Linked DNA regions of Homo sapiens: region 2 is linked to region 1. A link is a loop called in an ENCODE intact Hi-C map of the cell type or tissue named here. Cell type or tissue: IMR-90. All regions are shown on one strand. Each heading gives the region's core, and the rest is flanking DNA. Links, peaks and the distances in the headings are about the cores only. Region 1 overlaps MYO3B (myosin IIIB). Region 2 overlaps UBR3 (ubiquitin protein ligase E3 component n-recognin 3).

What was found. Peaks named below come from ENCODE experiments on the same cell type or tissue, not always from the same donor. Only the 100,000 strongest peaks of a DNase experiment are listed, where the experiment ranks them.
Region 2: a loop joins it to region 1, with 2.8 times the contacts of the local background. A loop is called at or near these places in 13 of 110 quality-filtered maps.

Annotation. Positions count from the first base shown.
Region 1 is chr2:170,219,433-170,224,818 of GRCh38, forward strand. All of the region lies in intron 6 of MYO3B (myosin IIIB), which reads left to right. Among named protein-coding and RNA genes, the nearest start is that of MYO3B, 44 kb to the left of the region's middle. RefSeq lists enhancers at 1,561-2,760, 2,356-2,856. In IMR-90, for the core only: no CTCF peak of the experiment used is centred there; a DNase peak (open chromatin) is centred at 2,419; H3K4me3 peaks cover 331 bases; H3K27ac peaks cover 2,048 bases.
Region 2 is chr2:169,930,231-169,935,616 of GRCh38, forward strand. It overlaps UBR3 (ubiquitin protein ligase E3 component n-recognin 3), which reads left to right. Exons shown (of 39, transcript NM_172070.4): 19 at 2,682-2,778. Among named protein-coding and RNA genes, the nearest start is that of UBR3, 110 kb to the left of the region's middle. In IMR-90, for the core only: a CTCF peak has its summit at 3,087; no DNase peak of the experiment used is centred there.

The DNA.
Region 1 (5,386 bases), core at 328-5,327:
CAGGAGTTTGAGACCAGCCTGTCCAACATGGCAAAACCCCATCTCTACTAAAAATACAAAAATTAGCTGGGTGTGGTAGTACACACCTGTAATTCCAGCTACTCTGGAGGTTGAGGCAGGAGAATTGTTTGAACCCGGGAGGCAGAGGTTGCAGTGAGCAGAGATGCCACCACTGCACTTCAGCCTGGGTGACAGAGTTAGACTCTGTCTCTCAAAAAAAAAAAAAATCTGTTGAATGAATGAATGCATCCATCTGTAAGAAAGCCAAAGGGATAAGATGCACTTGCAGGACAGTTTGAGGACGGCTTCACAACTATTGATATTAGCAAATTTGTCTGTAGATTTAGATCTGTTCTGAAAGGAAAGCATAACTAAGGTCACTCAACTAATATTTGGGGTGATATAACACGGAAGATGGTATTCCTGTTCTACTCTAGAGCAAATTGGTATTTTCAAAATCACAAAATATAATTAAGAGAAGCATTTTCTTGGCTTTGTACATTTATGTATAAATGGCTTTGTACATTTATTAAGAGGTGTTTGTGGCCGGGTGTGGTGGCTCATACCTGTAATCCCAGCACTTTGGGAGGCCAAGGTGGGCAGATCACGAGGTCAGGAGATCGAGACCATCCTGGCTAACACAGTGAAACCCTGTCTCTACTAAAAATACAAAAAATTAGCTGGGCATGGTGGCGGGTGCCTGTAGTCCCAGCTACTCAGGAGGCTGAGCAAGAAGAATGGCGTGAACCCGGAAGGCGGAGCTTGCAGTGAGCCGAGATTGTGCCACTGCACTCCAGCCTGGGAGACAGAGTGAGACTCCGTCTCAAAAACAAAACAAAACAAAACAAAACAATCAAAAAAGAGGTGTTTCTGACTTTCCAACTTTAACTGGATTGAATAAAATATGTGGAGTGTTGACCGGGAGCGGTGGCTCACGCCTGTAATCCCAGCACTTTGGAAGGCGGAGGCAGGCGAATCACAAGGTCAGGAGATCGAGACCATCCTGGCTAACACGGTGAAACCCCATCTCTACTAAAAATACAAAAATTAGCCTGGCAGGATGGCAGGGGCCTGTAGTCCCAGCTACTCGGGAGGCTGAGGCAGGAGAGTGGCGTGAACCCGGGAGGCAGAGCTTGCAGTGAGCCAAGATTGCACCACTGCACTCCAGCCTGGGCGACAGAGCCAGATTCCGTCTCAAAAAAAAAAAAAAAAAAAAAAAAAATGGAGTGTTTCTGTAGGGGACAGTTTATGGTGAGCTTTTTGCTCAGATTCCCTGGAAGTGGTTCCCCTGTTAGCTGGGAAAAGCCAGCACTGCATCCTGCCTGTTGCAGTGGATCAATTGAAAAGTAAGCAGTTTAAGGTATGGACACCTTGACAGCACGTTGCAGGAGTGAATGTCTGACTGTTCAAGTGCAGGATTCTCTCAGGATGTGTGATTGTGTCCAGTATGCTCTGGGACCCAGGCTGTAGCTCTTGGGAATCAGGCCTGCACTATTCTCACATTTTTATTTTCTAAATGGAGAAGCATTTTTTCCAACAAAGTCTCTTTTTGCGCCATAATCCTCCATAGGAATGTCCACAAGAACAACCTTCCATTTTTCAATTCAATTCAACAAGCATTTATATTGTCCATCTGAGCAATGCTTTGGGTCAAGAACAGTCCTTGAAAGTATAATCAGTAATGGTTCAAATTAACACTGTCTTCATATGATGGCCTGTGTGGTATATTGATCCTGATATGCTTTCACTTCTGCTTGTATGAATAAGTGGTCTTTAGATTAAATACGACAATGCACGCAATACCAATGCCAGTGGAATAAGAGCATTGCAGATGACTTGTGCTTTATTTTTAAAATGCAGCTGAGAGATCCTTGATCCTATTTTATTTTTGAGGAATTGAACCAAATTGTTTTTTCCCTTTTTTATTTCCATTTTTATTCCACAAGCTTGAGTAAGTGTAATATTTAATTCAGGTAGCTATTCTACAAACCGGGTAGCTAATGGAATGTGACCACAGTACAATCAAATGTTGATGAGCAGTCAAGACACACAGTTCACTGGGGCACCTCAAAGCTGCAGCATGAAATGACTATCATATTGTCAATACTCCCTACTCATTTTCTCTTACTACCTCATTTGGACACTACTAAAGTTGAAAGATACTGGCAGAGTAGTATCAACTCAGCAGTGTAGGAGAAGAGTTCTGTGGGATGCCCTTAGTGTATTAGAACTTTGAAACAATACTACTGGGGAAATAAATTGCTTGGCATAATAAAAGGGTTAATCTAAAAGTCAAGATCAGTAGAATTTTTTTTTAAAAGATGGGGTCTTACCATGTTGCCCAGGCTGGTCTCCAACTCCTAAGCTCAAGCATTCCTTCTGCTTCAGCCTCCCGAGTAGCTGGGACTACAGGGCATGCCCCAACATGCCTGGCTTAAGATCAGAACAATTTTTTATAAACTAAACACACTGTATGTGAGTAGCATACTGTGACTACAGGAAAGATTATCTTAAGAGAGAAAGAAAAATTTCACATGGAGACTATTTAGGAGATTATCATGAGCAAAATAACTTGAACAATAGATAATTAAGTTTCTCGTATAATAAGATCAGAGGTAGTTTGTTCCGGAGTTTGTTGATTTAGCAGCTCATAATAATAGAGTCATGAAAACTTCCGATTTTTAAATCTCCCTGGCTATGACTGCTGCAAGCTGCATGGCTTCATTGTTCTGGGACTGACTTTAGGGCAGTTATGACAACAGTGCCTGTGAATATCTGAGGGGCAGTAGTGGCTCCAACATGCCAATAGCCACAGGTGAAGGCACTCATGGTGCAACCAAACAGCGAGAAGTTAAAGTGGGTTTTCCTCCTCTCTTGGGGTTGAAGACTTTTCCACCCTATATTTATTTTCCCGGTCTGCTGTAATCAAGTAGTACAAACTGGGTAGCTTTAAACAACAGAAATATATTATCTCACACTTCTGGAGGCTAGAAATCTGAAACCAAGATGCCAGCAGGCTTCCTCTGAAGCCTCTAGGGGAGGGATCTTGCTTTGTCTCTTCCCAGCTACTGGAGGTTTGCTGGTGATCTTTGGTGTTCCCTGGCTTGCAAGCTGCGTAACTCCAGTCTCTGCCTTTGTAGTGCCGTGGTATTTTCTCTGTGTGTCTTCACATGTCCATGACTTCTTATAAGAACACCAGTCCCGTCGGATTAGAGGCCCACCCTACTCCAGTATGACCTCATCTGAATTCAACTAATTGTATATACAGTGACCCTATTTCCAAATAAGTTCACGTTCTGAGATTCTGGGGGCTAGGACTTAAATGTATCTTTTTTTTGGAGGACACAGTTCAACCAATAACAAGCTCCCAAATACTAATATTTAGCACCCTTCCTTTGTATTAAATCATTCAAGTTTCCAAGGTAATTAGTCAACTATTTAGAACCTGCAGGGCTGCAGGTTATAGATGCTAGCATAGTGAGAGGCTCAGCTTTGCCTGTTTACACACACATACACAACCACCTCCCCTACTCCACACACACCACACACATAGACTGTCTGCACTCTCTCAGCCTTTGGTGTTTGAGGCAAACGTGGTTCTTTCTGAAGGTACAAAGCATACCAAATTGCCTTCCTGTGTGGGCGCCCAACACCCCCAGACTTTTGTTCTCTCCTACCTACTCTCAGGCAAAGCATTTTTAAAATTATTATTATCTCCTGAGATGTTTGGCCAGCTCATAGTCACTTCCTTGAACCTTCTCTTTACCTGATTAAGCCTCTCTGGTCTCCTGACCTAAAACTTTAGCCTGCATTTTATGCACTTAAAAAAACTCACAAAAACAACACAGTCTTCCTATTAGCCATGTTTATTATCTCTTTTCTCCTCCACTATCTCCTGACAGCCAATTTCTTATAGTAAGTAATATGAATAATAGTATCCCACATTTGCGTAGAATTTTTACAAATAGTATTTTAAAAACACTGTCATCTACCTGTGAGAGTGCCACTCGGGCATGATTACATTGATGTTGTAGATAAAGAATCTAAGGCTTTGTCAGGCCAAGTGTCCATAGACACAGAGTGGGTAGGTGGGTAATGGTGACTGGAATCCATATTTTGTGACTTATTCAACTAAGGGATTTCCAATGTAACCCGTGTCCGCTGTTAATATTGCTCAACCAATTTTTATATCAAACACATGCCAGGTAATATCCTGGCCTATAGCAAAAGGGATACAAGCCTAGTTTATGTTGATTAATGGTAATGGCAGGGGGTTAGGGGTAGTTGATACCTAAAAAACTTTTTCTACCATCACATATAGCAAAGAATTAAACTCAGTGTTTGTAAGTGACTGAAACCCAAGAGAAAGAACCAATGTTGTCATTATCGTTTTTATTGAGGACACCAGTAGACTTTGAAAATAATGGCTTATATTTAGCTGATGTACACTGTGTGGCCAGGCTGGTTGTTAAGATATTAAACTATTCATTCTGGATGGTAAATGGCTGCCATCCAGAGCCCCTTGAGTGCTCCTCAGCCACCAGAGGTGCCCTGTCTTTTACCCTGGGACATTTCTGACCTGATGATCCAGTAACTATGGGGGGAAAGGTCTGTTTGACAAGCAGGGATGGCCAGTGCCACATGCCACCTGATTGTCAGATATTTTGAACATTGCACTTGCTAAGCAGAGGCATAGTGGGAAGGAAACTTTCACTTACTGAGGACTGACTCTATACCAGGGACTATGATAGGGGCTTTTAAAATATTTTATTTCATTTTCACAACAGCTCTCAATAGTGGATGTTATTTTCTCCATTTGATCACTGAGGAAAGTGAGGCTTAAAGAGCTATAGGAGGAATCGAGCCCAAATTCACATACCTAGTAAATATTGAAGCTGTTTGGCTTTTCAGAGAGCATGGGAATGCAAGTCCCATTTTGCAGATGAAGAAACCAAGGCAGGGAAAGGATACTTGTACTCTCACTTTACAGTGTGTTCATATGGGATATTCATTGTGGAAAATGTGTACCAGCTAACTGAGACACCAGCTCATATAACAAAGACACGCAGAGATATAGTGGAAGTATACTCTGAAATTGGAGTGTGAGACATCATTTTAAAAGATGCACATGAAGGACCTATCACCTATAATTTATAGGTTGACTACACTTTGCAATTCCGCCATGCATTAAGGATCTAGTATATGCAGCATCTTCCTAAAACAGCTAACGGTCTGTTTCTGTACTGGAAAACAGACTTGTGGATAAAATAAACATTTGCTTCTTTTCAGAAAATTCTCCCCCTCTTTACTTCCATCTGCTCATTGTTGCAAACAAGAGCTAATCAGCTGAGCAGAGAAACAGATGTGCTGTGACGGCTCCAAAAAT
Region 2 (5,386 bases), core at 228-5,227, 290 kb before region 1:
TGCTTTTTAAAACAAGCTGTTTAGATGACTGTTCTGAACAATGCTGAGATGGAATACTGGGCATTCGGAGATTAGAGCAAGGAAATTGAGTGTCATATTTAAATACCATATGAATTATATTTGCTAGTTGTGTGGTTTAGGAAATTAGTTGTTTTTTTTTTTGTTATTTTTTTGGAGACAGAGCCTCACTTTGTCGCTCAGGCTGGAGTGCAGTGGCGCCATCATAGCTCACTGCACCCTTGACCTACTGGGCTCAAGTGGTCCTGCCACCTCAGCTTCCCCAGTAGCTGGGACCATAGACACCCACCACCATGCTGGCTAATTTTCATGTGTTTTGTAGAGACAGGGCCTTGCTGTGTTGCCCAGGCTGGTCTCGACTGTTGGGCTTAAGCAATCCTCCTGCCTCAGCCTCCTAAAGTGCTGGGATTGCAGGTGTGAACCGCCATGCCTAGCCAGTTTTTTTATCTTTGGATTTGGCTTCTTATCTGTAAAATAAGTTTTTAAACTTTTAAAAGTGGTTGAAACAAGCCTCTGGTTTCGGGGACTAAGCCTTAAGTGAATTTGTCATATTAATATAAAACCAACAAAAGCTGGCTTACTCCTGTTAAAGTGGGTGTGGGTAGTGAACCTAGCTTCTTCTCTGTCCTGCTATCTACTTGCTCCTAAAGTGGCCCCTGTTATACATCTGTGGTAATTCAGCTCCATGGAACACTGTTTGAAGCCCACTGGACTAATTAATCACTGAAGTTTTCTTCCATTGCTAAGGTTGTGCAATTCTGATAAAAGCTTTGGCATGTTAATTATGCAAAATAATAGACTTTAAAGAGAAGGACGATCAAGGCCGGGCGCAGTGGCTCACGCCTGTAATCCCAGCACTTTGGGAGGCCAAGGTGGGTGGATCACGAGGTCAGGAGATTGAGACCATCCTGGCTAACATGGTGAAACCCTGTCTCTACTAAAAATACAAAAAATTAGCCGGGCTTGGTGGCGGGCACCTGTAGTCCCAGCAACTCAGGAGGCTGAGGCAGGAGAATGGCGTGAACCTGGGAGGCGGAGCTTGCAGTGAGCCGAGATCGCGCCACTGTACTCCAGCCTGGGTGACAGAGCGAGAATCTGTCTTAAAAAAAAAAAAAAAAAAAAAAAGGACGATAAATGATTCTAGAAATACTAATAAAGATCTTTGTGAAGGACTGTCTTCAGAATTTTAAGTCATACTTCTGATACTTTAAGATGAATAGCTTGTTACATGAAACTAGGGACAGTGGTTAACAATGGTTAACAGTGTCTTGTGCTAGAAGGTTGTAATTATAGTGGATGGTTAGGGAGAAGCTTAAGCTTCTTACCATGTTTTCAAATGTTAAGAATTTTGCTAGAGAGAATGAGAGAAAAAAATCTATTAAGGAGATACTCTTAAGGCGGTGGTTTCTAAAATTATTATCTCAGTTTATCCTTTAGATTTTTGCCACATCTAAATAGCCTCTCTACTGAAATATACTTAGTATTTCACTATTTTTTAAAATGAGTTAACTTAAAAAAAACCTTGCCTCTTCCTAAGCGTGATTATTAGTGAGGTGTCATGAATTTTATTTGCAAGTTACAATTTTCTAATATACATTATACACATTAAAAATAATTACATAATTATTAAAATGAAAAGCTTTATATACTTAATACTTAAAATCATCTTGTGAACCATCAGTTGTACACATTCCACACACAAGATAGTGGTTCCTAATTATGCAGAAGGTAAGAAGACAAATTATCAGTTTTAGCAAAGGAGCAGAAAATCTTTTATAAACAAAAAAGACTTATAAAGTGGGTCTCTTCAAAATCAATAGCTCATTAATTTTTTTTTTTTTTTCTTGGAGACTGAGTCTCACTCTGTTGCCCAGGCTGGTGTGCAGTGGCGTGATCTTGGCTCACTGCAACCTTCGCCTCCTGGGTTCAAGTGTTTCTCCTGCCTCAGCCACCCGAGTAGCTGGGATTACAGGTGTGCGCCACCACGCCTGGTTAATTTTTGTATTTTTAGTAGAGACGGGGTTTCACCATGATGGCCAGGCTTGTCTCAAACTACTGACCTCAAGTGATCTGCCCACCTCAGCTGCCCAAAGTGCTGGGATTACAGGCATGAGCCACCGTGTCCAGCCTCATTAATCTTTAAATCTAGTTTTCATGTTTTTACTTTTAAGTACTTTTTTTGTTTAATACTTTTTTTGGGAAATGAGGTCTGTCTTTGTTGCCTGGGCTGGTCTCAAACTCCTGGGTTCAGGTGAGCCTCCTGCCTAAGCCTCCCAAGTAGTTGGGACTAGAGGTGTAAGGCATCATGCCCTGCTTAACTTTAAATACTCTCAGAGATCCTAACCTGCTGTGTTTCTTTCTAATTGGCACCTTACAAACAACAACAACAACAATGAAGTAAACTTTTCTGGTGAGGCATTGTTGTATTACAAAACTTTTGTTCTTTAGTGCTTGCTGAACTCAAGAGAACATTCCTGATGATGAAATTGTGATTTTTGACTTAGAAAAGTAATCATGGCATCAAGCTTCTTAAGGCAAATACTATAATCAGATTAAATTGTTCTGTGTTTTAAATGTAAAATATACTTAACAAATGTAATAAGTCAATAAATATTGATTTTATTTCTGAGAAGTCAATGTTTCTACTTTCTTTTGAATAATAGCTGAAGTCTGGGATCAAGAGTTTGACCCCGTCATGGTCATTCTTCGAACAGTTTACCGTAGAGATGTGCAGTCTGCAATGGACAGATATACTGCATTGTAAGTCCATCAAATTGATTAGCATCATAACAGTATTTTATATTTATATGGAAAAATTTCAGTGATAACACAGATATGATATGCTCTCATTAAAGTATACTTTCATTCTTTAAAGGTGAAAATAATAATTTAAGGTTTAAAAAATAATCTGGTGGAGATTTATGTTAAGATCTTTATCCAAAATTTGATGTTAATCTGATAAATTTAGAACATGATCACTAAATTAAAAAACAGAAACTTATTTAGTTGCTGTTCCATCAGTGGAATTAAAGGCTTGGTTTTGTGTTGTTCTACTTTTGAACCAGTAGGGGAGGCACAAGTTAAGAGAATAGAATTCTCTGACATCAGAGATGGTGACGGGTGTCTGTAATAAGTGAACATATTTCTGTGTTCATGACAACTGGGAAAATAGCCAAAGCAAAATTAATTTTACTTGTAAATATTTAACAAAATAGTTTACGGTATTGATGACTGCAGAAGACAAAAATTTTGAAAGATATCTTTTAAATGCAGAATTCAATTTTGTATGTTATTGTAAATTGTAGACCATTGTAAATGTATTATTTCACCTCTTTTTAAACCTTAATAGTTAATATTATATTGCCAAATATCACAAGATATCATCTTTTACTTGTGCTTTCCTACAGCTAAAGTTAAACATTTAAAAAGCAAGTTTAAATGATGCAAATGTCCTTGATTTTGAGAAAGTATTAGTACTTATCCAGATAACTATCAAAGTGAAACTTCTCTTTTGCCAAGACTTTGCAGTAATAGAAATATCTATCACAGACAAATATCTGAAGAAAATTTTTAATGTGGAATTTTAATTCACTTCCTCCCCCAAACAAAACCAAAACGATCTTTAAATCAATAACAACAACAACAACAACAACAACAACCCAGTTCAGCCATCGGCATCTCTCTCTCCGTTTCTCTAAACCCTTGGAGAAATTAGACTGAGGTTCTCTTTCTCTGGTTTCTTAACTCCCTCTTTTTCTGCTTTTCATATAGTTTTGTAAAAATGTACTTGCTTGTAGTCTTTTACTTAACTCTTAGCTCCTTGAGGGAATATATTTTTATCTCTGTATCTCGTCTACATCTTTAATACTTATCTCAATTCTGGCACTTAGTAGGTATTCATAATATATTTGTTGAATAAATAAATTTGAGTAATTCCTGTTGAAAAATTGAAAAATGAAGAAAATTGGGAAGAAGCATTTGCATGGAAAACCTTATTGAGACTTCATAAACACCAGTCTTAAATGGCTCTGCCTTTTTTTCAGGGTAGTGATGATGGTTAGTTGTTTTGAATGTATAAGAATTAAGTAAATTTTATTCTCTTTTACTTTGTAGTTACTAGAAATTTGTACTGAGATTGGGCTGAAACTTTCAAAGCTTTGAAGGAATCATTAAATAATGTAATCAATTTTAAATGGGAAATTTTATTTAACAGTACATATTTATTGAATGCTCTGCCTCGGCCTCCCAAAGTGTTGGGATTACACACATGAGCCACCGTGCCTGGCCGATTTGTTTGCTATTGATCATTTTCATCTGCTTTTTAATTTTAAGGGACAAAAAGTGGCTTAACTGATTATACTGGGAGGGATCTTTTCTTATTTGTAAGCAGGCCTTTTGGAGGTCATCTTGCAAACTAAAATGAAAAATGGTCAGATAAATTTAAACTTTTGTGTTCTCACAATTTAGCTCTGTGCCAGGCACTTTAAAGGCAATCAGTAAATATTTGTTAAACGAATGAAAAGTAGATTTCTTTCAGTTTTTGTGCTGAGAGTTTAAGTGAAAGTAAGCCGTTTGCTTTATGTGATGCTTAGATGCTTAGAATTTTAGGCTCTTATTGCTGGAAAAGGCCTTTAAGATCTAGTCCAGGTTTTATAAAAGCGTCTTGTGGGCCATCACTGGAAGACAGAGTTGGGCAACAGCAAGAAGAGGCTTAAGCGAGTGAAAGTGGCTCATCCTGCTTCCCTCACTCCCTTCCAAATACCCCTGAGTGGGCATTCAACTCTTAAAAAGAAAACAAAAACAATACAACAACAACAAAGCAAACCAGCAGTTGGAAAACCATCCATTCATTTCAGTGTTATATTTTATATATGAAGACATTGTGGCTCAGAAAAGCTCAGTGAAAATATGTCTGTTTTTTGTTTGTTTGTTTTTGAGACAAGGTCTCACTTTGTCACCCAGGCTGGAGTGCAGTGGCGTGATCATAGCCCACTGCAGCCTCCAACTTCTGGACTCAAGTGATCTTCCCATCTTACCCCCCTGAGTAGCTAGGACTACAGGTGCACACCACCATGCCTGGCTAATTGTTTAAAAGTGTTTTGTAGAGGTGGGTTCTTGCTATATTGCGCAGGCTGGTGTTGAACTCTTAGTCTCAAGTGATCTTCCTGTCTCAGCCGCCCATAGTGCTAGGATTATAGATGTGAGCCATTGTGCCCAGTGAAATATGTCTGACAGTGGCAGTGTTGTTAGAACTATGAGCTAGGCCATTTCCAAAGATAGAAATGATTTCATAAAGCATCTGTTTTAAATTCAACTGTAAAGTACATTTTTTAAAATATGTAATTTCTTATATTTCTGTTGCCTCCTG